5 separate regions of the Homo sapiens genome follow, and all the other regions are linked to region 5. Evidence: chromatin contacts called from ENCODE Hi-C or POLR2A ChIA-PET data. All regions are on one chromosome and are shown on one strand. Each heading gives the region's core, a stretch centred on a gene start or an enhancer-like site at or near the end of the contact. The rest is flanking DNA. Distances are from core to core; before and after follow the strand shown.

Region 1 (5,141 bases), core at 293-2,792, 750 kb before region 5:
TGATGCAAGGCCACTGTGGAGCCATTGCTAGTGTATTAACTGCAAAGTTTTGAATTGAATCAGAAGGGAATTGGAGGCCTCTAGACTAAGCATTTATTTGTGTATATTTTATTATTTATTTATTTATTTTGAGGCAGGGTCTCACTTTGTCACCCAGGCTGGAGTGCAGTGGCATGATCTCAGCTCACCCTAACCTCCACCTCCCAGGTTCAAGCCATTCTCCTGCCTCAGCCTCCTGAGTAGCTGGGATTACAGGCATGTGCCACCACACCCAGCTAATTTTTTTTTTTTTTTTTTTTTTGGTAGAGACGGGGTTTCATCATGTTGGCCATGCTGGTCTTGAACTCCTGACTTCAAGTGATCTGCCTGCCTCCTCCTCCCAAAGTGTTGGGATTACAGGTGTGAGCCACTGCACCAGTTCCAGACTAAGTATTTAGACATTTGAGGGGATTATTGACAACTGGGCCTTGGGAAGATTATTCTGGAAGATATCTATACAATGACAAGATTGGATTCTGTGGGGGAGGGATTATGTTCATGGGGAGGAGGTTATGTGTGCTGGTGTGTGTGTGTGGTCCTTGGACTTAACCCCACCACCTACTGGCAGAAGGTCAAGGTCAACTGAAAGTCTTTGCTCACTTCCATCTTCTGCCTCCACCAGAATACCACCTCCCCGTGGGAAAGGGTTTTTAATCCTCACTCAGTATTCTCAGCACGTCTTATCCAATAGCTTTGGAGTGAACAACAAGACCTTCATAACAGCCACTGCAACTGCTGTCACCTTTCCTTTGCTACCCCTCCCACTCCAGCCATGCCTGCTTCCCCCAAGGCCTCCCGCGCACCAGGCCCAACCTTCAAAGCCAGCAACATGAACAAGAGTCCTCTGGCTTTGGAAAGACGGCGGCTTATGTTTTCCTCCTCATGTTTCCTCCCCAGCAAAATCACTCTACATAGAGAGCCCTCTCCTCGTCTACACCAGCAAAGCCACTGACACCTTGGGGATCTCAAGGCTTTGTAAAAGAACGGAAGGAAAGAAAGAAAGAGAGAGAGAGAGAAGGAAAGAAAGAAAGAAAGAAAGAAAGAAAGAAAGAAAGAAAGAAAGAAAGAAAGAAAGAAAGAAAGAGAAAGAAAGAAAGGAAGGAGAAGAGAAGGAAGAGAAAGAGAGAAAGGAAGAGAGAGGAAGGAAGGAAGGAAGAAAAAAGAAAGAAAGCGAGAAAGAAAGAAAGAATAAAGTGAGAGAGAGACATATGAAAGAAAGAAAGAAAGAAAAAGAGAATGAGAAAGGAAAGAAGGAAGCAAGGAAGGAAGGAAGAAAGGAAGGAAGAAAGGAAAATAAAGGAAAAAAGTCTTGCTTCCAAAGACAGAAAAAGGAAATAGAAATACCTAATAATCCCAAAAGGTTATTTGCTGCTTGAGATTTTTGGGGGGTTTTTGTGTGTGTATTCTACCTAGTAACAGCTGAGAAATAAGGCTCGAGACACCATTGGTTGGTTCAGCCTCACTCGGCCAATCCTGGGCTCTAAACTGCTCAGTGGAAATCTTGGGACTTTTTGGACACCCAGAGAACAGGTCCCAGATACCGAGTCCGCAACTCCAAACATCGCGATTAATAGGAGGTGAACACAGCTTTTCTCTTCTCTTTGGGATGCTTTGTTGTCTGGTGGTGACTGTGCCCATGGGTGAGTTGTATCGGAAAATCGTCATGTGAGGATCAGAGGGGAAAAGAAAACAGAGGTTAGTTCTAGAAGGTAGGAAAGGGAGAGGAGGCGCTACAGCTCCGGGGTGGGGGCGGTAGCTGGGGGCGGTAGGTGCGGGGAGCGGGATCTGCTCTGGAGAGGAGAGGGGGACCTGGGAGACAGGAAGCCTACTGGTGGGGAGGCGCAGCCTCGCCTGGCTTTACCTCGAGTGTCCCGACCTGGGTCTCGGGGAGGGGGAAGTGGAGGGACGAGGGTGTGAAAGAATCCAGGGACAACTGAAGAAACCGGACTGTGGCCCGAGAAGTGGGAAGAGGAAGGAGGAAAACGGCCCCCTTGATCTCTGCATTGATGGCTTACTTATGGAATGTTTACGGAATCCCTCTTTCGGAGATACCTGAGCCTTGAGATGCAAGCGACTCCCAGAAGTTGGGGCACCGATGAGACCTACTTGAGTGACAGGAGAGGTTGGGCCCGACCAGCACTGAGGTGCCAAGACTCCTAGGCTGATTCTCCTCCTCTGTAACCCTAGGCCTCTGGTCTCTGCCTGCCCTGGGTGCTCATGGAACCAGCTGCTGCTCTGCACTTCTCCCTGCCAGCCTCCCTCCTCCTCCTCCTGCTCCTCCTCCTTCTCAGCCTGTGTGCACTGGTCTCAGGTAGGGATGTGTGTCACTTGCTGCTGTCACCTCTCAGAAAGGAACATCAACCCTGTAGTCTGCAAAGGGAAAGAAGGAAGAACTGTGGGGTTGTTGACTTATCCTTTCATTCTGAACATGTTCACTGAATTTATACCAGCACTGTCCAAAAGAAACACAGTGAAGCACAAAGGTCAAGTGCATATACAAGTGCAAATCTTCAAAAAGATTTTTTTAACTTTTTATTTATTTGTTTATTTATTTAAGAGAGAGTATATTGCTCTGTTGCCAGGCCGGAATGAAGCAGATGGAGAATGAGATCATAACTCACTGTAACCTGAAACTCCTGGGCTCAAGGGATCCTCCCATCTCAGCCTCCCAAGTAGCTGAGAGTACAAGCAAGGGCCACCACACTCGACTAAGTTTTATTTTTTGTAGAGACAGGGTCTCACTATTTTGCCCAGGCTGGTCTCAAACTCCTAGCTGTTAAGGATCCTCCCACTTTGGCCTCCCAAATATCTGCAATTACAGGCGCAAGACCCTGTGCCTATTCTACTTTTTATTTTAAAAGGTAAAAACATACTTGAAATAAATTTTAATAATGTATTTTGTTTCATATAAATAATCACATATCAATATTTAAATGCTTAGTTAATAGAACTATTACCAATGAGATATTTGACATTTTGAAATTTTAAATCTTTATAATCTGTGTGTGTTTTACACTTAGAGTTCATTTTTATTGGAACTGTTAAATAGCTAGTGGATAGATACCCTAATGGACAGTTCAAGTTTACACTACACTCAGGCACAGTGCTAGATTGCAAAATGGAGGAAAATCTCAGGGGCACAGGGTGCCCAGGGCGGGCTCCCCAATGTTTCCTTCGTGAAGCAGGAGCAGCCTCAATAGTTACTGCTCCCAGGGGTTGGTGCTGCCGACCAGCCACAGCTACTGGTCCCCAGAAGGGTTCTCAGCCCAAGAACCCCTGTAGCCTTGGAATATCTGCTTCCTTTCATCCCTGGAGTTTTTTTTGTTTGTTTGTTTTTGTTTTTTGTTTTTTGTTTTGCCTTAGAGTTGTGATAACTGGCATCCTTGTCTGATTCTGCCCTTGTTGAACAGCCCAGTTTACTGTCGTGGGGCCAGCTAATCCCATCCTGGCCATGGTGGGAGAAAACACTACATTACGCTGCCATCTGTCACCCGAGAAAAATGCTGAGGACATGGAGGTGCGGTGGTTCCGGTCTCAGTTCTCCCCCGCAGTGTTTGTGTATAAGGGTGGGAGAGAGAGAACAGAGGAGCAGATGGAGGAGTACCGGGGAAGAATCACCTTTGTGAGCAAAGACATCAACAGGGGCAGCGTGGCCCTGGTCATACATAACGTCACAGCCCAGGAGAATGGGATCTACCGCTGTTACTTCCAAGAAGGCAGGTCCTACGATGAGGCCATCCTACGCCTCGTGGTGGCAGGTGCATCACTTCATTTTGCTTTATTACTTTTGCACAGTGTGACTTTTGGGGAAAGTTTCTCCCTTAACCTCAGGCCCATTGCAGACCAACGGATTTCTATCTGGCGTCCCCTTTCCACAGAGAAAGTGGCTTCCTCTTGCACAAAGGCCACATGAGTGGGTTTGCCCTGCTAAGCTATAGGTTTCACTTCTTTTTTTTTTTTTTTCAAGACAGAGTCTTGCTATGTTGCCCAGGCTGGAGTGCAGTGGTGCGATCTTGGCTCACTGCAACCTCTGCCTCCTGGGTTCAAGCTATTCTCCTGCCTCAGCCTCCTGAGTAGCTGAGATTACAGGCATACACCACCATGCCCGGCTAATTTTTGCATTTTTTTAGTAGAGACGGGGTTTCACCATGTTGGCAGGCTGGTCTCAAACTCCTGACCTTGTGATCCACCTGCCTCAGTCTCCCAAAGTGCTAGGATTACAGGCGTGCGCCACCACGCCCAGCCTGGGCTTCACTTCTTCAGAAGCACACGCATTCCTCAGCTGAGGCCATGAGCAGGGGAAAATAGTTAATCCCGGAAAAGAAAGTCTTATGCCTGCCTTGGCACTGAACTGTGCACGTCTGAGAGTGAAAGGAGACACTGTCAAAAATTGTCCCGGGGCAATCAGAATCAATAAGAACTGCCCAGAGAACTATGACATGAAATCTTATTTTTCGATAAATATTAATCTTGACATTTTCTTCTTTCCTGAAATACTGATTGCAGAGAGAGTGACTTTTATATAAATAGATGATTTTTATTAAAGCACAACTAAATACAGAAACAAAGTTATCTATAATTCCTGCTAACTCCACAGAGAAAGACTAAGAATTTAGCTGGGAAGAAATTGGCAAGGCTTCAGCATAGAAATGCACTTAAACTGGGATTTCTAATAGTTTGTTAAAAGTGACACTAAGTGATTACCTCAGTGTTGCAGTTAGTGTATTTTGCTTTAAAAGGTATATTTCAGGACTGAAAAAAGCCTTTAAGTTGCAGAATAATTCGTGGTGACATTTCAGTCCATCAGACCAGTGGAGGCAAGGACTAGGAAATTGGGTTCTTCCCAGGGGGCCCCAAATCATAACAGGTAGGAGACCCTATCTTTGCTACTCACAAAGGCAACCTTACATCTGATTAAAACAGAATATCGTGGATGGAGGGCTTCTTGACCCATTGTCATGACTGTGTTCACAGCAGCACTGCAATGTTGCCCAGTAATGAATGGTTGTATGTGGCAGGGACCCACTACTCTTTCTCTGTAAAACCAACCCTGTCCTGGCCTTCCCTAGTCTGAATTGGGTTGCTGTAGGACTTTTTGTTTG
Region 2 (4,791 bases), core at 2,184-4,683, 610 kb after region 5:
ATGGCTCCTCGCAGCATCGACTTCCCGGGCTCCAGCGATCCTCCCACCCACACCCAACTAATTTTTGTATTCTTGGTAGAGACAGGGTTTGGCCATATTGCCTGCGCTGGTCTCGAACTACTTGGCCCAAGCGATCCTCCTGCCTCTGCCTCCCAAAGTGTTGGGATTATAGGCATGAGCCACAGAGCCAGCTGGGATGCTTTTTATTTCACTTTCTTGCCTACTTTCTGTGGCTAGAACTGCCAACACTATGCTGAATAGAGTGGTGAATGTGGGCATTTTTGTCTTTTACTGATCTTGGAAAAAAAGTTTTCAGTCTTTCACTATTTTTTTTTTTTAATTGAGACGGTGTCTCACTCTGTCGCCCAGGCTGGAGTACAGTGGTGAGATCTCAGCTCACTGCAACCTCTGCCTCCCAGGTTCAAGTGATTCCCGTGCCTCAGCCTCCTGAGTAGCTGGGACTACAGGCGCACGCCATGCCCGGCTAATTTTTTTGTATTTTCAGTAGAGATGGGGTTTTGCCATGTTGTCCAGGCTGGTTTCAATTCCTGACCTCAGGTGATCCGCCTGCTTCCGCCTCCCAAAGTGCTGGGATTACAGGCGCGAGCCACCGCGCCTGGCCAGCCTTTCACTATTGAATATGATGTTAGTTGAAGGTTAATCATAAGTAGCCTTTATGATGTTAAGGAAGTTTTCTTCTATTTCTAGTTCATTGGGTAGGTTTTTTTGTTTGTTTGTTTTTCACGAAAGGGTGTGGGATTTTGTCAAATGCTTTTTCTGTATCAATGGAGATGATTATGTAATTTTTTTCCATTCTGTTAATGTGGTATATATTACATTGACTGATATTTGTATGTTGAATTATCCTCACATTCCAGGAATAAATCTTACTTTTTCGTAGTGTATAATCTTCTTAACATATTGCTAACCAGGCATGGTGGCTCATGCCTGTAATCCCAGCACTTTGGGAGGCCAAAGCAGAGGATTGCCTGAGCTCAGGAGTTCACGACCAGCCTGGGCAACACAGTGAAACCCCGTCTCTACTAAAATACAAAAAATTAGCTGGGTGTGGCGGCGTGTGCCTTTAGTCCCAGCTACTCGGGAGGCCGAGGCAGGAGAATTGCTTGAATCTGGGAGGTGGAGGTTGTAGTAAGCTGAGCTCACGCCACTACACTCCAGCCTGGTTGGTAGAGCAAGACTCCATCTCAAAAAACAAAAACAAAAACAAACCCAAAACATATTGCTAACTTTAGTTTGCTAGTAATTTGTGGATACATTTTTGTATCGTACTGCTTCAGTATCCTTACTAGTTATAGGTCTATTCACATTTTTTATTTCTTTTTAATTAAATTTTAATAGATTGTTTCTAGGAGCTTATCCACTTCATCTAGGTTATCCAATTTGCTGGCATACAATTCTTCACAATATTCTTTTATAATCCTTTTGATTTCTGTAAATTCGTAATGTTTCTTCTTTTCCTTCCTTCCTTCCTTTCTTTCCTTCTTTCCTTTTCTTCCTGTTTATTCTTTTCATTACAATCTCTGATTTTCATGACAGTCAATCTCAAGGGAAAGCTATGACCACCTCCATGTGAACCTGAAAATGGATATCCTATGTGTTTGGCCCAGCTACCATAGACATCTCTTGCCCCAGAGTTCCGGTGTATTTTTCCCTCTTAGTTTTTCGGTTCCTCTCCGCCATTGCACCAGCCTCAGGTCCACATAGGATGCTCTCTGCTGAGTATTGCCTTGAGTTACTGCTCTCTCTCATGTTCTAGCTGATGCTACTCGTGATCACAGTATCACCTGAGTAGGAAAGAGGATGCTAGAGGTAAAAAATGCTACCACAGCATTTTGTTTGTTTATAAAATGTTAGACCCTGGTCCCCTCCATTTTTTTCCCCTTTCATATCTAAATTTTGAGACCACTGGCCTCTAACAGTCTGTAGTAGCCCTAAGTTCAAGGTGTCATATGCTTCTCTGGTGCCTGTTAGTGAGCCAAATAGAGAAACACTATGCTAGAGAGACTGCTGACCAGGAAGATCACATCAAACCAATGGTAACAGAAATTGAACTGCAGTTCTCCAAGGACTTCGGTAATTATGGTGCATATTCTAGAGGCATACTCATTCAGATTAGAAGCGCAGAGGAGACAAAGTACATGCCCATTATCTGTGCTAATAGCAGGACATTGACACTGGAGGACTTACTGCTAGAGATGGCATAAAAGAACGTGGTATGAGCAATCCTCTGATGGATGTGGCGATGATTATTCCAACAAGAATGGAGGAAATGTGTTGGGACCAAAATTTCACATCACACTGGATTCCCAGATAATTCACAGTGATCTCAACGCCTCTTGTGACAGGATCCATTTTCCCAACTCGATCAAAAGCAATGTTGATGGTGCCATGAAAATTTTTCAAACACAGTAAATAGAGAAAAAGTAACCCAGAAAATTGAAATATTTCCTTTTGAAGGTTTTGGAGTATTCTGTTCTCTCCTTGGTAGCGTACAGATCAGCTGTTTTCAGAAAAAGCTGCCTGCTTAGTTCTTCCAAAGCATCCACTTCCTGTTGAGTAAGTGGTAATACTTTCTATCATTCCCCAGAATCCTGATGGTTTGTTATGCACCTCCCCTTTCTGGAACATCGTTCTCTGTGCCATTGCCATCCTTTTCTTTGTGGTTATGATCATATCCATGGTTTGGAGCAGTCGCTGTTCCAGGGCTAGAATATCTGTGTCAGTCACATTCCTGAGGAAATAAGACATCAAAGTGTATGTGCAGTAGACGGCACCAAATCCAGAAAGGAGGGCCATGAGAGTAACTCCAATCACACCAACCCAGCTGATGAGCTGTTCTATGGATAAGATCCCATGTTTTGGGCTGAGAATGGGAAAGGAATCTCCTAGTTTCCAGAAAAAACAGATAAAGGTCAACCACAAGAGACAGGAAAAAAGCAGTCGTTGTTTATGCACTAAGACAGAGGAGACAAAAGTAGTCGGATGTTGCTCACAATAAAATAGCCAGTTTAAAAACGCACCATGAAAACCAGAATCAGCAGAATTACACCTAGGTTCAATTTCCAGTAAAAATAACGACAGCTGCTACTCAATACTCCAAAGATTTCAAAGATGATGAGCTCAAACATAGTGCAAGAAAATGCAAACGTCACAGAGAAGATCACCTGTACAACATACTGACGCACCTCATAGTTCTTAAACAATTGGCACATGAAGAAAAGCCACCCAAATTAAAAAAAAATAGTATCTGGGAGGTAATCACGATGCTGGAATCAATCAGGAAGCCTATGGTGAAGTGTAGGGAGGGCTCCTGCCTCCATTTCCCACTTCCAAGGCCGCGGCACGCTGGGGCCACCGGCCTCTCACACAGGCGGCCTTCGCCCAGGTGCAGCCGTAGGGACTGCGGCTCGTCAGCCTGACGCCATCAAGCTGCGCCCCAGCCAGCCAGTCAATGGCTGTGTCCAGAGCTTCCCGCCTCGGGCTCAGCGTAGGTGGAGCGGACGCCTCCACTTTCATTTCTGATTTTAGTCTTCTGCGTCTCCTCTCTTGTTTATTTGTTTGTTTGTTTTTTGAGACAGAGTCTCACTCTATTGCCCAGACTTCGGTGGTGCCATTTCGGCTCACTGCAACCTCCGCCTCCTGGGTTCAGACGATTCTCCTGCCTCAGTCTCCTGAGTAGCTGGGATTACAGGCGCCGCCACAACGCTAGGCTAACTTTTGTATTTTTAGTAGAGACGGGGCTCTCGCCATGTTGGCCAGGCTGGTCTCGAACTCCTGACCTCAGGTGATCTGCCCACTTCGGCCTCCGAAAGTGCTACAGTTACAGGCATGAGCCACCGCGCCCGGCCCGCTCTTCTTTTTTCTTGGTTCATTTAGCTAAATGTTTGTCAATTTTGGTGAACTTTTCAAAGAACCAACTTTTGGTTTCATTGATTTTCTATATTGTTTCCAGCCTGTCCTTTCCGATGGCTTGCCTTTTCTGACAGCCTGCCCTATGGATTTAGCAATTACTAGCCAGGTTCACAGTTGCATAAGCCAATTCCTTAAAAAAAAATCAACCTCTCACATATAAATATTCATCTGGATGATTCTCCACAAACCGAATAAACCCCGCCTACCAGCATGCAGCTCAAGAGCACCCTAAGTTCCTTTCCAATCACTATGCGGAGGGAACCACTATTGCGACTCGCCCCACACCCACCGGCGAGAAGGCAGGGTCTTGCTTTGTAGTCCAGGCTGGAGGGCAGGGCGTAATCAGCTCACTTGAACTCCTGGGCTAAAGTGATCCTCCCTCCTCAGCATAAGCGACTAAAGGCTGGCTAATTTTTAAATTTTTTTTTGTAGAGACGGTGTCTTAATTATGTTGCCAGGGCTAGCTTCTAACTCCTGGCTCAAGTGATCCATCCGCTTCAACCAACTAAAGTGCTGGGATTGCAGGCGTGAGACACTGCGCACCGGATCACTGAAGCTGGACTGTATAGACATAGCTCCTTTTTTTTTTTTTTTTTTTTTTTTTTTTGAGACAGAGTTTCCCTCTTTGTTGCCCAGGTTGGAGTGCAGTGGCGCGATCACGGCTCACTGCTGCCTCCGCCTCCCGGGCTCAAGCGATTCTCCTGTCTCAGCCTCCGGAGTAGCTGGGATTACAGGCGCCTGCCACCACGCCCGGCTAATGTTTGTATTTGTAGCAGAGATGGGGTTTCACCATCTTGGCCAGGCTGGTCTTGAACTCCTGACTGCGTGATCCACCCGCCTCGGACTTCCAAAGTGCTG
Region 3 (5,079 bases), core at 2,072-4,571, 950 kb after region 5:
AATCACTCTAAAGACATTCAGGTAATACCTAAGGTATTCTCCTAGTACCTAGATTTCCTCCCAATTGCCCAATGCCAACACACCATTATCCTTAAGGTCACAGATTGATTTGTCACAAACAGTCTTGTAGGCCAGGAATATACTGAATTGCCCCAGATGGCACCCAGTGGCTCTCTGCTACTAACCTCCAGCCCTGGCTTCCCCTGGGGTGGCTTGGATGACTCCAGAATCTCTGGCACCATTCCTGTATCCCTCAATGAGTCCATCTGGAGAGGTCAGTGGAGTAGACCTGTTTTTTCTTGGTGGGATTACTTATTGACTATATTTGTGCCTCCAGGAGGTTCTTCTGATACTGTGTAGAAGCTGGAAGCCCTTCAGAGATTTGTCTCCACAGCTTTGAACAACACCAAACATGGTATGGAGGCCTTGAACATTGAAACAGCTGCAGTGAAAAAAGTGGTCTACAAAACCAAATGGCCCTAGAGATGCTGACATCTGTGCAAGGGGGAACCTGTGCCCTTTACAAAAGTGAACATTGTGTGTATATTCTAGACAAAGAAGCTGAAGTTAATCAATCCGTCCTTCACTCACGAAAGCAATTACAGCTTACTGACCACATAGGGTATGCCTGGTGGTCTACACAAAGTCATGTTTTCCAGGATGGGGTCCTTGGTGGAAAGCTCTGCTAGGAAGCCTTTTGGAAAATGTGATTTTAGATTTTGTCAGGTGCACTTGTATTTACTGTTAGTGTAGGTTTTGTTTGCAGTGTTTCATAAAGCCAGGGGAAAGAAATTGCCGATGATCCCACCCTTTCTGACCAGCTCAGGGAACATATAGGAAGAGATGGGCATGTGAGATTGTAAGAGCCAGTCAGGAAAATGGATTGCAGGATCTCTGACTGGAAATCACAGAGCCTTGACTATTCTGTGACTGAAAATCAGAGTGCCTTGACCTCTCTGTGACCTAGCCAGCTGCAGATTTTTTCCCAGCATGCTTGAACCCAAACTTGGGTCTTGAACATTCCCAGGCACTGATAAAGGTATCTAAGTTGTCACTGAAAACAGTGAAAGAAACTAGCTCTGGCCCTGAGCCAAATTCTTTAAACCCTTATATAAACTCCATACCCTGACCCCCTCACTGCAGACATATCTAGGTAGAATGTCCCTTTTCTCTCACCACCCATGGGGAGGATTCCTGCAACACTATGTAAGTTCCCTTAATAAATGCTTTGGACAGATCACCTTGGCACATAGTGCTCCTTTCTTTGGAATCCCAACCAGCCCCAACTAGGACGGTTTTGGGCACTCCCTTGTGTGAACTCCCCTGCCACCACTTTTGGGGGACAAAACAGTACATATCTAATAGAATCATCTTGTTAAAAAGCAAGGGAACAACAAATACAAAATTTGTGATAGTGTTTCCTCGGATGAGAGGTAGTATAGAGAGGGACTAGAAAAAGAGTAGTATTAAATCTAAGTTGTTGTCAATCTACAGTTCTTATAGACTAGGTAATGGATTAAAAAATGTTCACACTTTAAGGCCATGCATGGACCAATGACAGCCAGTGGTTTTAATTAATACCATTTTGAATATCTGAGTTCCACTGGGGTAAGGGGATGAATCAAACAAGGCCTCAGAAGAAAAGTTGTCTGGGAATGCAGGAAGGTTTTGCAGAGGAGATGAAGTTTCAGTTGCAACCCTGCTGCGTGGGCTTCAATTTCACCACCTGAGATTTAAATAGAGGCAGGAGTCACTCAGGCTAGAATGCAGTGGTGCAATCACAGCTCACTATTGCAGCCACCACCTCCTGGGCTCAGGCGATCCTCCCACCTCAGCCTCCCGAGTAGCTGGGAGTACAAGTGCATTCCACAACCCCCGACTAATTTTTTTTTTTTTTAATTTTTGTAGAGACGAGGTCCCAACTATGTTGCCCAGGCTGGTCTCGAACTCCTGAGTTCAATTAATCCTCCTGCCTTTGCCTCCCAAAGCGGGGAATTAGAAAAGTGAGCCAACACGCCCGGCCCACTAGTGTTAAAAAATAAAAACAAAAGCAATAATCTGACAGATAGAGCCAGGGAGGGCTATGAAGAGACACTTCTCAGGCTTGTATGCCTCATAAGAAAACTATCACATATGACTGCAAAACCCATCTTACACCAAAAATACCTCTGCAAGGACATCCGCCCAGCAACTGTTTGTCTAACCTCAGACTGGTGTCATCCTCGTTACCGATCTTTGTAGTCAAGAATAATGATTTCAAAACAATTAAATAATCCTCCCCATTCTTCCTTTAAAAACCTTTGTCTTCCTTTACCTCCCTGAATAGAAACATAGTTTACTCTGGCACGTCTATTCTTATTGCAATTTCCTATTCCCGAATAAACTTTTTTTTTTTTTTTTGAGATGGATCCTTGCTCTGTCGCCCAGGCTGGAGTGCAGTGGCGTGATCTCAGCTCACTGCAACCTTCACCTCCTGGGTTCAAGCGATTCTTCTGTCTTAGCCTCCCAAGTAGCTGGGACTACAGGCGCCCACCACCACACCCAGCTAATTTTTATATTTTTAGTACAGACGGGGTTTCACCATGTTGGCCAGGCTGGCCTTGAACTCCTTGTTAAATACAGTGAGTTCTAAATTTCTCTTCAAAGAATCAGTATGTCAGTATGTTCAATTCTTTGTTCTCCATTTTAAACTTTAACTTCCTCATTTTCCTCGTCTCCTTGCCTCTAGTTTCAGTAAACAACCTTTTCCACCAGTTCTAATCAGTAGTTCACATCTGTTCCCCTGGTGACCTGCTCCGTCCTGAGTCACCCCTGGTCACCTGCTCTGACCTGAGTCACCTTTAGTCACCTGTTCCGTAACCGTCCTTCCCACTGAAACTGCTCACCCTACCACTCCGGCTCATACCCCTGCTCTCTTTAAAATAGCCAATCGGAATTAACTTAGACTGTGCGGTCCAACCCTAGCCAGTAGGGGAACGACACAGCACTAGGGACTACCTGCGTCAGGGATAAGAACCCCTTCCCCTCCCTTGTTCAGGTGTGCTCTCGCCATTGCTCCATCCGTGAGACGCACCCTTCTATAGAAGTAAATTGCTTTGCTGAGAAAATGTGTGCTCGAGTGTGTATCTTTTTCTTCTTCTTCTTTTTCTGAGACTGAGTCTCACTCTGTCACCCAAGCTGGAGTGCAGTGGCGCGGTCTCGGCTCACTGCAAGCTCCGCCTCCCGGGTTCAAGCGATTCTCCTGCCTCAGCCTCCCGAGCACCTGGAACTACAGGCGCGTGCCACCACGCCCGGCAATTTTTTTTTTTTTTTTTTTTTTTGTATTTTTAGTAGACACAGGGTGTCACCGCGTAAACCAGGATAGTCTCGATCTCCTGACCTCGTGATCCGCCCGTCTCGGCCTCCCAAAGTGCTGGGACTGCAGGCGTGAGCCACCGCGCCCGGCCAACGTCATTTTCTTTTCAGGAGTCCCTTCTGTTATTTAGCAAGACACACTACTACAATGGAGAAAAAAGATGCCCCCTCCTTCAAGCCCTGAGATCTTCAGGACTTTGGCGAAAAGTCTGCGCCCGAAGAGACCCAGGAAGGATTCTTGGAATTGTAGTCCAAAGGCATCCCGCCTTCTGCGCAGACTCACAAGTCCCTGTGGACGGAATTCTTGAAGTGTAGCGCCGCTCAGTCCTTCCACCGGAAGTGTCCGATCGGAATCAGCCCTGTCCGAGAGGTGAGTCCGGGTTTGGGGATCCAGATGTCCAGCCCCGTGTCCCCCTCCAAACATCCAGTCCCTCTCATATTGCCTTTGAAATTAGCAGCCTCTGGGTGACCAGACCTTGGCCCTCAGAGGAATCCCGGAGAAAGGTAGAACCAGCTTCGGCGTTGGGAACGCAGGCGCGCTTACGCATTTAGTGAGGGTTTGGCGGTCTCCATAGTTACCGCCGCCGCGCGTGACGTCATAGTGGAGCGCTGAGGGCTTGGTGGCGTGGGGTGGGGGCTGTCCTACTGATCCTGAATTTGGGGTCACTGGTAAGAGGAGTTGCCCATTCCAGCCAGGTGGAACGGGGAGGGGTGCCACATGTCTCAGATCTGCCATTGTCTGCGAAAAGAAACTGCTGCGAGGACCATCCCCAATCCCCTGCTTCCCTTGGGAAGAGTAACCGCCGTTTTGTAGGACACTTGGGGACAACCCCGCTTGTCCTGAAATTTATTGACACGGTAAATAGTATTTCCTGTGTGCCGAGGATGCAGTTAAACCAACACTGACCCCCTGCCCTTGAGAAACACAAGGTACTATGGGAGCCTTTACCAGCATGCCCCTTGAAGTCTCTGTTCTGCTTTGTGGTCTCTACCGGATTTCCCCTGACTGTCTCCCTCTCCACCAACAAAACTCTCACCCGTCTTCCCCTCCCGCAACATGCCCACCAAGACATGTTCATCCATCAGGAGCCCTGCTCTTTAACCTCCAACTTTCTCATCATAATTAATTACTCGTTCCTCTCTGTTCTCCTAGCGTTTCTTCACACATCTGCTTACCCATTTTTGTAAGTCCTCCTAACACAATATTATAAGGCACTAGATGCTCAATCAATATTTATTAGTTTAAAGCTACCAGCTTTAGGGGGACTCGGTTTTAAATAGATGAGAAGTGATAAAACACCTGGAGATAGTACTGTCAGCTGAGATAACATGTCATAGAACCAGCTGCTCAGCATAATTGAAATTTCATTCGGATTATATGGGCCTACTTTACACCCATCTTACTATGGTAAATGAGATCATGCTCATTAAGCATTAGGACACTACTTGGTTAGCGCATCTAGGAAACATAACCAGAAATATCAAAGAAATGGCCCAGTAAAATATAAGGGATTGAGACTCTCTGGTTAATATACCATGGAACTAACCCCCCTTTTTTTTCTTTATCATTGATAAATTTTGTTCTTACTTATACTCAAATTGTTTGTTTTCCAAGGTTCAGTCTGAACCTAGTGATATTTATTTCATACTCTTGGAGAATTAATACTGTTACATATCTTCAACTACCCTTTTCATGAATCTTGTCTGCCAAGACAAGCTCGGTCA
Region 4 (5,137 bases), core at 28-2,527, 660 kb before region 5:
ACCACTCAAAGATGGCCACAACAGTGTAAAAAAACAATTAGGAAAGTGTGGGTATATGGAAAGTAGTTGAAGGGTGGGGACCAATCAGAGGAAAGTGCACCAAACAGGAAGACAAGTTCTCAACAAGTTCTCAATTTGGGCTGAGGATTTACCTTGTAGTTTGGCTTTCAGGCTTTAAACTGTCTTCAGCTTGGAGGTGGGGTATCACTGGGGACCCATTGCTACCTGCCTAGGCATCTGACTGCCTCCTGTCTGCTATCACTAGGTCCCAAGGTTTGTAGCAAGGACCCCTTACAAAGACATCCCCCACAGTCTACCCAAAGGTTAACCTTAGAACATATTTCATTGTCAGAGTGAGAAACAAATACACATGAAAATACAGTATGGCACAAATAAGGAGCAAGAGGTGAAGAAAGCTTCAGTCACACCCAAAATAATTTTGTGAAAAATATAAAATATGCAGTTATAGACAGCACTAACTCTGGATACCAGAAAATTCTATAATTCGGTAATGGATCTGAGACCTGAATTTTGGAGGTACTAAAATAGATGCAATAGATCTAGTTTTCATTATGTTCATACTTTCATTTGGCTCTGTGGTAAAAGATGATAATATCCAAAACAAAAGATGATAATATCCTCCATGTAACAATTACATGCAAGGGGATGTCTGCAAACTGCCACAGTATCATTTTAATTAATACCTATCTTCTCTTCTTAAAATCTTTTCATTTTTCCACTCAGTTCTCCTGATATTTCTGTTATGATATAAAAGACAGCTGAATGTGAAGAAACACTGATTGTACACGTAACACACACATTAATGATTCAAATATGTAAACACAGAGAGCTGCAAACACTTTGAGAGGTAGGGCTGAAACTTTTCGTCAATGTGTACAATTCAATATCGTTTCAGTTTTCATTCTAACCGTCCCCAGTGGCTTCTGCCCAGCAACTGATGAGAAATGGTACCTCTGAGCCAATCAAAACACGAATTCCTACAAAGAGGATTCTCTTAGTGTTTCTCGGACCGAGTGTACAGCACATGCTTTCTTTTCCTTTATTCTGGATCAGAGAATCTTAACTAAAGCAGAAATAATTGTGTTAAATTAAACTAAATTTGGTATGAGATATGTATACATTTAGCCTGAGGGATGGCTCTTGAGCCCTTAAATAATGAACTGCAACCTAACTTAGTATGTAAACTAACTGAAAGCTTAAGGCATGGGAGTATACTTTTGTAACAAATAGCTGAGTCTCAGCCAATCCCAGTAGCCGAACTTCAGTCGGCGGCAGTCAACCCTGCAGCCAAGTGATCAGACTATGTTCAAATAAGGCCAACTCTGAGCTGTAACCAATTAAGCTGTTTCTGTGTGTCACTTCCCTTGTGGAATGGAGCTCACTGAACCTCTCTGATGGCTGCCCGATCGTTCTGATGGTTTGCAAATTGTTCTTTGTTCAAATTAAACCCTGCTAAATTTAATTTGTCTAAAGTTTTTATTAACAACAGAAAACTATTGATTACCTTTTTTTGTGGGCTATGATTTTCAGATAGGAATATTAAGGAGTAAGTGGGGAAAATTGCTTAGAGCCAGGGCTACAAGGCCTGGAAGAAAAGGGACTGAAAAGCTGAGAGGGGAACTGGCACAGAGAAAGGGGTGAGGATGGAGAGGGTAGAATGCAAAGAGTAAGGACCTGAAGAGGCTGAGATTTGGCTGAAGAGGGACAACCTGAATAGAGAAACCTTCCAACTGCATGTTCTTAGGAACTAATTACAGTCAGAAAGGAGCAAAGACTCCTTTTTTTTTTTTTTGTCAGAGTCTCACTGTTGCCCAGGCTGGAGTGCAGTGACACAATCTCGGCTCACTGCAGCATCCACCTTCCCAGCCAAGCAATTCTCTGGCCTCAGCCTCCGGAGTAGCTGGGAATACAGGCATACGCCACCACACCTGGCAAATTTTTTGTATTTTTAATAGAGACGGGGTTTCACCATGTTGGCCAGGCTGGCCGGCCAGGCTGGTACTGAACTCCTGACCTCAAGTGATCCACCCACCTTGGCCTCCCAAAGTGCTGTGATTACAGGCATGAGCCACTGCCCCCAGCCAGGAGACGAAAAGACTCCTAAAATATCTCCTGGTTATGTTTAGGAACATATTCCAAAAGGTTCTAAAAAGAGATGTGCCTTAAAGATTCATATGTATATTGTAAATTTTCAACTCCATATTTTCTAGATGTCCCCAACATCCCCACAACAGCCCGTCAACACCCTGCCCAGGTGACCAAGTACACCAGTGCAACAGGGCTGGTTCCTGCCTGCTTGCCCTTGCTTAACTGTGACCTAGTGACCTCCTCCCATCTTTTGATCTTTATTCCTCTAGTTCACTTCCTTTGTCACTATCTCTCCACCCACACCTACTTGCCTTAATCACCTTAACAGCAAAGGCTGAATTATTGTAAACAAAAGGAGTCTGTCTTTTTAGTGCATGGGTCCCCAAGTATGTATATATGAATATGCAATGAACCCCAGGATACTAAGCTTCACTTAAGGATTTTTTCCTACAAGGACTCAGCTGTCACATTTGGGGGCATTTTGTTTTGTTTTGTGAATGTTTAACCAAGCTAATGGAGGAACTATTGGTACAATGAACTCAAAAAATGTACAGGATCAGCAGGGCATAGTGGCTCACGCCTGTAATTTCAGCACTTTGAGAGGCTGAGTTGGGAGGATCACTTGAGCCCAAAAGTTCAAGATCAGACTGGGAAACATAGTGAGACTTCATCTCTAAAAAATTAAAATAAAATAAAATAAATACAAGGAAAAAAGAAAAATGTACTGGATTGAGGGGAAAAATTTATGATGCAAACAGAAGAGCATTTATGATTGAAGTGAGAGAAGGATAATGGGGGAGGATGGTGAAAGAACATCAATCTAAATTTATATTTAAATTTACATGAATCCAGTGCAGGCAGCATCTCAGGGGAGGGAGGAGTCTATTTTTCTGTTGATTTCCTGGGCTAAATTCCTGACTGACTCATTGCTGAAAGTAAATAACATATTATTATAGTTGAAAGATTTTTTTTTAGTGTAGTGATTTCAAACTGTGCTCATTTATATGCAACCCATGAACGCCTCCCTTCTCCTATGTCTCCTTTTGAGTTGTAGGGCCAGTTTGAAGCTTTATATATCATTTACCAAACTTAGGGTGGTGAGTGGGTGCTGATGGCAGCCTGGTTTGAAAATCTCCACTGGAGAGAAGACACAGCAGGATTCAGATGCAAATGACCAGAGCACTCCAAGTTGGAAAGAACTGCTGAGCGGGTCTGTAGAGCCCATCGCTCTCTCCTGTCTATTCATCAGCTAGGCTGAAGCTCCTGACAGACTCACACCAGTATCTTGCTGCTCCAGAAAGGTCGAAGATGGCAGTTTTCCCAAACTCCGGCTTGCCCAGATGTCTGCTCACCCTCATTCTTCTCCAGCTGCCCAAGCTGGTTTCAGATAGGTCTCTCTCTCTGGCCTGCAGAGTTAAAACATCTCAATAAATATAAAGTATAAAAAGAAGCTGGAGCCCAACCACTTCGGCACATGTTCACAGGATCTCGGGGCTGTGTCACAAGCCACTGGGCACTCATATCTGGCTGAGAATAAATCTCTTGCAATATTTTACAGAGTTTGACTCTTTTTGTTTGACAAAATAAATTCAACTCATAACTGCTGAGTTTGGGCTCTGGGCTGTGGAGTTGTCTGGAAATGGGTGCTGGGCTCCCACTGCTGCCTTTCACTCAAGGCCCCCAGATATAGCAACCATCTCTTAGTATGTAAAGATCTGATCTCAAATCATCAGGAGCTTCCAGGTTATTTCATTTTCCTTTTTTTCTCTTCTTTTCACCGATGTTTGACGTCCAGGTTATTTCTAAGGTGACAGAAAGAAGCAGAACACTTTCTTGTGCCTGATTGATCAGTTGATGTTTTGTAGGCGATAGGATTCAGATAGTAACAGTCCTCCAGTGCGTCCTTCCCACTCTCATTTTCTTCCTCCTCCTCCTCACATCTCAGCCCCAGAGGCCTATTGAAGAATTTCTATTCATTTTACAAAGAAGCTCCTGAAATTTTTATGTTAGTTTTGTCTTTTTATTTTCCTCCTTCTTCTTCTTCCTCTTTTTCTTCTTCCTCTTCTTCTTCTTCACACCACTATACAAAGGAGGAAGTTTAGTTTTGTCTTTTACTTTAAATTACACAAGATTTTTTTTTCTTTCTCTCTCTGTCTCTTTATTATTTTAAATTGTTTGTAGAGATGGAGTCTCGCTCGAACTCCTTAGTTGGCTCAAGTGATCTTCCTGCATTGGCCTCCCAAAGTGCTGGGATTACAGGTGTGAGCCACCGTACCCAGCTGATTTTCTCTTTAACCTGGCAATGACTCTTGTTTCTGTTTTATTATAGAATGGAAACTGGCTCGATCTTGTGCAGGTTAGTGGCTGGGCACTGCTCTGGGTGCTGAGATTTAACCTCTGAGGTATCCAAAGACCTAAAATAAGTGGAAATGAAAAATGCTGATACCCTTTTAGTGATGAACACAGAGATTTTAAGTTGTGGGGAAAAAAAAAAGAAAGAAAGCCTAATACTTCCTTGGAACACAGAGAGGGGCTTTGGAAGATGGCCAAGAGTCCAGCTTCCTGTGAGATTATCTCACGAGGCATTACAAGCCTGGGCACAGTCAACTCTTAACATCACCCTCTGGCTGCTGGTGACAGAGGGAGCCTGGGGGAATGGAGACCCCTTAGCAGGCCAAACAGCCCTCCCCCTGAGGAGACCTATCAACTCCTACAGCAGTGCTCTGTTTCTTAGAAGCAAAAATAGTCCTGTAACCATAACACTCACCAATGGTCAGACTTTTTGTTTCTGTCTTTCTCTCCAGTTGAAGTGACTCTGGACCCAAACATAGCCCTCCCTCACCTCTTTCTTTATTAGGATTCAAATCTGTTTGACTGGAAGATTCATGTCAGAAACTGCCTGAAAAACCAGAGAGATGTGACTCCTGGCCCTGTGTGCTAGGCCTGGAAGCCTTCACCTCGGAGAGACATTACCAGGAAGTGGAGGTGGGAGATGGGAAATAATGGTTGGTTGGAGTCTGTAGGAAGA
Region 5 (5,136 bases), core at 1,707-4,206:
ATCCCCCTTTTTAAAATGAAGGAAAAAGCCAGAGGAAAAAAAAGGGAAAAAAGCCAATTCTTCAGGAACTGGTTAGTAATGGGTTGAACTTGCAGCATTCAGTTTTTCTTCTTTTTTTTTTTTTTTTTTTGAGACGGAGTCCCCTCTGTTGCCCAGGCTGGAATGCACTGACACGATCTCGGCTCACTGCAACCTATGCCTCCTGGGGTCAAGTGATTCTCCTGCCTCAGCCTCCCGAATAGCTGGGATTACAGGGTCCCACCAGCACATCAGGCTAATTTTTGTATTTTTAGTAGGGACGGGGTTTCACCATCCCCCAGGGGCAGGGGCTGCTCTCGATCTCCTGACCTCAAGTGATCTACCAGCCTTGGCCTCCCAAAGTTCTGGGATTACAGGCGTGAGCCACCCCGCCCAGTCCCATTCAGTTTTTCAAGCAAAGTATTAACTCTTTGTCCTTATTAAGGGGACACCAGCAAGATGAAAATAACCCATAAGGTGATCATTTGTTTCATTACCCCTTAGGCAGTTTAGTCTTCTGAGTAACAGGAGAATTAGCTGGGTTCTTTTCAACTTAACTTTGTATAGTTTTCGAAAACCTAGCCTTTACAAATTTTCACCTGTGGCTGGACAATATACCCATGAGTCAGTCGCAATCCTCCTTTTCTTACAAACCCTGCTTTTTATTCTGATTTCTATATCCTGTAAGACAAAGAAGCAAGTTATTTAGCTTGGAAATTATCATCTGACTATTTGGATTAATAGAGAGGGTCAGAGGCCCATGTAACATAACAATAATGTCATAAAAGTAATTTAAGTTCTGTTTATTCACAGAATTGATAACAGTTCAGTTATCCTTAGTACGGGATGATTATGGTGAAGGAAAAGAACTTGAGTGTATATTTTCTACATAGAAATATATACAACAAACCAGATAGCAATTCAGAGAGATACATATTTTAGAAACTCTACAGACAGTTTTCAAAGGCTGGACAAGTGTCCGAGAAAAAGCTAAAAAAACAGAAGAAATTTCATAAAGCAGGCAATATTTAACTGGGCTTTGAAAAAAACAGGACTTGAGTCAACAAGGGAAACGTGTGTATTTGATAGTGGATTTAACAAAAATACTAATTGTTTTAGATGTTATTACTGTGCTAAATTTAGATCCATTTTAAATAAACTAGATAGTAACTCAAGTTTATATACAATTACTACCTTTGAAACCAAAACCTAGTCATAGTGGGAGCTTCCAAATGCTTTATAGACCTTGGATTTTTACCTAAGAGACACATGACTGAAGTTACAACCTAGAGCAACATCGTTTGTTGGGTGACTGGTTCTCATTTGTGACAACCTGAATAAGGGGGAACTTGTTTTTCCTCACTTCTTCTAGGCAAAGTCAAAAACAGTATTTAAAATACTAACGAAAGGAGTTTTAAAATTGAAATTGACTTGTTTCAGAAAAGAGTCTGGGATAAATGTCCTCAAGCTTTCTGCCTTCATTACGCCCCGAATTGTCCTGTTTAGGCTTCTAATGCCTTTGCTTATATAGATATACCATAAAGGGAAAATAGTATTCTAATCAGAAATAAAGCATTGATCTTTCTCAGGCTGAAAACTACAGCATTCAAATTCCGTTGTAGCCGGGCTTGATGGCTCATGCCTGTAATCCTAGCACTTTAAGGCTGAGGCTAGTGGATCACCTGAAGTCAGTTCGAGACCAGCCTAGCCAACATGGTGAAACCCCATCTCTACTAAAAATACAAAAATTATCCGGGCATGGTGGCGCATGCCTGTAATCCCAGCTACACGGAAGGGTGAAGCAGGAGAATCGCTGGAACCCGGGAGGCGGAGGCTGCAGTGAGCTGAGATCGCGCCACCGCACTCCAGTCTGGGCGACAGAGGAAGTCTCCTTCTCAAAAAAAAAAAAACTGATTATGTTGCCATAAAGGGTCCCTTTAAAAAAAAAAACGCTCTATCCAACGAAAACTAATTAGAAATAAATCTCCTTCCCGAAAGCGATAAAATACTAAAGAATGAGAAACTGACAGTTTACTGAGTTTGTAAGGAAGGCCAAATAAAGGCGGGGTTTGGATTCCTTTGGCGCACCCAAGCCGACCGTGGACTTCCTGGATACAACAACCAATCAGGATGCAGAGGAAGGGCGGGCGTTGCCCGGGCAAATTCAAACTGACAACCGCTGCAACTTGGCACTGTTCCAAATCACTAACCGACGGGGGACCGACGAGTATTTTAATTGGTTTCTAACGTATTTTAATTGGTTTCGAACTTATAATAGAAAATTTCCCATCTCCTTACTTAACTCTAAGATTAGAATGGCAGATCTAAAAAAAAAAAGTCACTAAGGATTAGTTAAATAACTGCTCTACTTCAGACCAAAAAACACAGTAGCAAGTTACAAGGGTTTGTCAGTGGCCAGCAGAGGAGGAATACAAGCACCAGCTCTTTCTTTGAGAACATGGGTGGCTCTTAAAAGAGCCGTTAGGGTTGAGAGTTTGCAACCAACTCACTGTTTACTTAGCGCTGGTGTACTTGGTGACGGCCTTAGTACCCTCGGACACGGCGTGCTTGGCCAACTCCCCAGGCAGCAGCAGGCGCACGGCCGTCTGGATCTCCCTGGAGGTGATGGTCGAGCGCTTGTTGTAATGCGCCAGGCGGGAAGCCTCACCTGCGATGCGCTCGAAAATGTCGTTCACAAACGAATTCATGATGCCCATGGCCTTGGACGAAATGCCGGTGTCAGGGTGGACCTGCTTCAGAACCTTGTACACATAGATGGAATAGCTCTCCTTGCGGCTGCGCTTGCGCTTCTTGCCGTCTTTCTTCTGCGCCTTAGTCACCGCCTTCTTGGAGCCCTTTTTCGGGGCGGGAGCAGACTTCGCTGGCTCTGGCATAGCACTGTGTAGCTATAAAGCGCCAACGAAAAGGAAAAACAGCGTGAGCAGGGTATGACAAGGCGCTTTTATATAGAATCGCTTATGCAAATAAGGTGAAGAGTTGAAGTCTTGTGTCTGATTGGTAGTTATTCAGGGTAACGTCAGAGGTCAGGTCTGCCCAATCAGGATTCGCAAATCCAGAAGACGCACTACTATTGGTTGAAATTAAACTGCAGCCCTAACCAACAACACGTCTTCTTTTTCGCGCCCAATAGTGTTTATAAAAAGCGCCGCCTTTCCCGTTCACTTTGTGGTTGCTCGTAGTGAGTTGCGCTCGCTATGTCTGGACGTGGCAAGCAGGGAGGCAAAGCCCGCGCTAAGGCCAAGACTCGCTCTTCTAGGGCCGGTCTCCAGTTCCCCGTGGGCCGAGTGCACCGCCTGCTCCGCAAAGGCAACTATGCCGAGCGGGTCGGGGCCGGCGCGCCGGTGTATCTGGCAGCGGTGCTGGAGTACCTGACCGCCGAGATCCTGGAACTGGCGGGCAACGCGGCCCGCGACAACAAGAAGACCCGCATCATCCCGCGTCATCTCCAACTGGCCATCCGCAACGACGAGGAGCTCAACAAGCTGCTGGGCAAAGTCACCATCGCACAGGGCGGTGTCCTGCCCAACATTCAGGCCGTGCTACTGCCCAAAAAGACTGAGAGCCACCACAAGGCGAAGGGCAAGTAACTATCTGTACTAGTTTGTGGCAGCTCAAGTAAAATCGAGTCCAAACCAACGGCTCTTTTCAGGGCCACCCACGTCTTCTCTAAAAGAACTTAACATTTATTCCATGTGAAAGAAAGTGAGACATGGACAAGACTCTAGTCATAAATTACCCATCTTTTTGAAAACAGTGTAGCGAACACCGCAGATTTAAAAGAAAAACTAGAGGGAAGGTGGTCCAGATTTTACCACGCTTAAAAGTTAAGATGTGAACAAATCTCTTAGGCCATTACTTAATTTTAAACTTAATCAGTGTGTGTCCACAGAGCACCAGTGGCTTCGTGAGTTCTTGAAGCACTTTGGCCCAAAAGAGTTATCGCCCGGGCTAGAATTTAGCAGACAGCTGTTCCACGCGGGCCAGGGCGGCATGAAGAAGTCCCGCCGCTACGTGCCCGGCACAGTGGCCCTGCGCGACGTTCGGCGCTACCAGAACTCCGAGCTGCTGATCAGCAAGCTGCCGCTCCTGCGAGAGCTCGGCGGTGACGCCGCTGCACGAGAGCGAGGCTGAAGAACTTTGTGACACAATAGTCCACCTCCCTGCAAAGGCTCTGTCAGAGACTCACATCTTTCCTGATGGATAGCTGTGAAGCATTCTCTTACCCACCCTACTGCATGTTGCAAAGTATTCCTTTAAAATGAAGTGAGTAAAATACTGGGATGACGTTATCTGGAGCCCAAGAAAGATGGCTCATTTGGAAAGGCCTAATATCCCAAGTTGCTTACCTAGAAGAACTTGACAGGATAGTTAATAATAAACCTTAAAACCCATGAAGAAATCTGAGGTAAAGTGTTAGCACACAGACTGTTAAAATGTCTGCCTCACAGATAGGAGGGAAAATATATAGAGGATTATAATATGGTTCAACAAATGTTGATGAGTATTAGAAATGTACATTAGAAATATTAGAAATGTTTATGACTATTAGAAAAGTACAGGGTATTGGGCGTTCCTGACACAAACTGAGGCCTCCTAGCAAGACTGGCAGTTTTCTGTAAAGGAGGGTTATTTACTACGGTAGTGCAAATAACTTTTGGTGTTGTAGCTAAATAAGGAATACTCATGCCAAGATTGCACAATTGTGCCTCCTCCCTCTGTTCACTGAACTCTGATGTAATTTTTTTTTTTTTTTTGAGACGGAGTCTCGCTCTGTCGCCCAGGCTGGAGTGCAGTGGCGCTATCTCGGCTCACTGCAAGCTCCGCCTCCCGGGTTCACGCCATTCTCCTGCCTCAGCCTCCTGAGTAGCTGGGGCTACAGGCGTCTGCCACCATGCCCAGCTACTTTTTTGTATTTTTAGTAGATACGGGGTTTCACCGTGTTAGCCAGGATGGTCTTGATGTCCTGACCTCGTGATCCACCGGCCTCGGCCTCCCAAAGTGCTGGGATTACCGGCGTAAGCCACCACGCCCGGCCCACTCTGAAGTAATCTTAAGAAGACGTTAACTCATTTTTCTTGTGTATTGTAGACACTTTTG

What was found. A loop is a pair of places that touch in the nucleus more often than their neighbours do. ChIA-PET counts read pairs that join two places held with the same protein, here RNA polymerase II (POLR2A). Pooled maps may share reads with other maps.
Region 1: a pooled map shows a loop between it and region 5 (3-fold over the local background). The contact joins the promoter of BTN2A2 here to the promoter of H2BC11 in region 5. A Hi-C loop is called at or near these places in 4 of 50 pooled maps. POLR2A ChIA-PET finds 5 or more read pairs at or near these places in 4 of 52 experiments (IMR-90, OCI-LY7, PC-9 and 1 more).
Region 2: a loop to region 5 is called in a pooled map, with 3 times the contacts of the local background. The contact joins the enhancer-like site here to the promoter of H2BC11 in region 5. A Hi-C loop is called at or near these places in 2 of 50 pooled maps. POLR2A ChIA-PET finds 5 or more read pairs at or near these places in 6 of 52 experiments (H1, WTC11, activated CD4-positive, alpha-beta T cell and 2 more).
Region 3: a map of B cell shows a loop between it and region 5 (4-fold over the local background). The contact joins the promoter of ZNF165 here to the promoter of H2BC11 in region 5. A Hi-C loop is called at or near these places in 2 of 168 maps with a recorded cell type or tissue (B cell and ascending aorta) and 13 of 50 pooled maps. POLR2A ChIA-PET finds 5 or more read pairs at or near these places in 2 of 52 experiments (OCI-LY7 and T-cell).
Region 4: a loop to region 5 is called in a pooled map, with 7 times the contacts of the local background. The contact joins the enhancer-like site here to the promoter of H2BC11 in region 5. A Hi-C loop is called at or near these places in 7 of 50 pooled maps. POLR2A ChIA-PET finds 5 or more read pairs at or near these places in 6 of 52 experiments (activated B cell, activated CD4-positive, alpha-beta T cell, activated CD4-positive, alpha-beta memory T cell and 3 more).

The regions. Positions count from the first base shown.
Region 1 is chr6:26,381,566-26,386,706 of GRCh38, forward strand. It overlaps BTN2A2 (butyrophilin subfamily 2 member A2), which reads left to right and starts at 1,543. Exons shown (of 8, transcript NM_006995.5): 1 at 1,543-1,616; 2 at 2,227-2,350; 3 at 3,450-3,797. The coding sequence starts at 2,257. RefSeq lists a silencer at 1,392-1,481.
Region 2 is chr6:27,735,043-27,739,833 of GRCh38, forward strand. It overlaps the pseudogene GPR89P. Among named protein-coding and RNA genes, the nearest start is that of TRT-AGT4-1, 11 kb to the left of the region's middle. RefSeq lists enhancers at 2,532-3,731, 3,195-3,314, 3,325-3,664. Within about 2 kb of position 3,434, at least 8 of the 41 ENCODE cell types and tissues checked have a DNase peak (open chromatin) inside an H3K27ac peak, as active enhancers do.
Region 3 is chr6:28,077,247-28,082,325 of GRCh38, forward strand. It overlaps ZNF165 (zinc finger protein 165), which reads left to right and starts at 3,322. Exons shown (of 4, transcript NM_001376491.1): 1 at 3,322-3,724. RefSeq lists enhancers at 2,778-2,847, 3,648-3,767.
Region 4 is chr6:26,472,959-26,478,095 of GRCh38, forward strand. LOC285819 (a long non-coding RNA gene) reads right to left here. Exons shown (of 4, transcript NR_038992.1): 2 at 4,877-5,137; 3 at 3,194-4,523. It also overlaps a transcript of BTN2A1 not described here and the pseudogene BTN1A1P1. Among named protein-coding and RNA genes, the nearest start is that of BTN2A1, 18 kb to the left of the region's middle. RefSeq lists enhancers at 877-926, 3,983-5,137. Within about 2 kb of position 1,278, at least 41 of the 41 ENCODE cell types and tissues checked have a DNase peak (open chromatin) inside an H3K27ac peak, as active enhancers do.
Region 5 is chr6:27,129,839-27,134,974 of GRCh38, forward strand. H2BC11 (H2B clustered histone 11) reads right to left here and starts at 2,957. Exons shown (of 1, transcript NM_021058.4): 1 at 2,478-2,957. The coding sequence starts at 2,912. The coding sequence ends at 2,532. It overlaps H2AC11 (H2A clustered histone 11), which reads left to right and starts at 3,205. Exons shown (of 1, transcript NM_021064.5): 1 at 3,205-3,697. The coding sequence starts at 3,234. The coding sequence ends at 3,626. RefSeq lists enhancers at 2,177-2,236, 2,577-2,646, 2,657-2,726, 2,858-3,371, 3,337-3,676 and 1 more.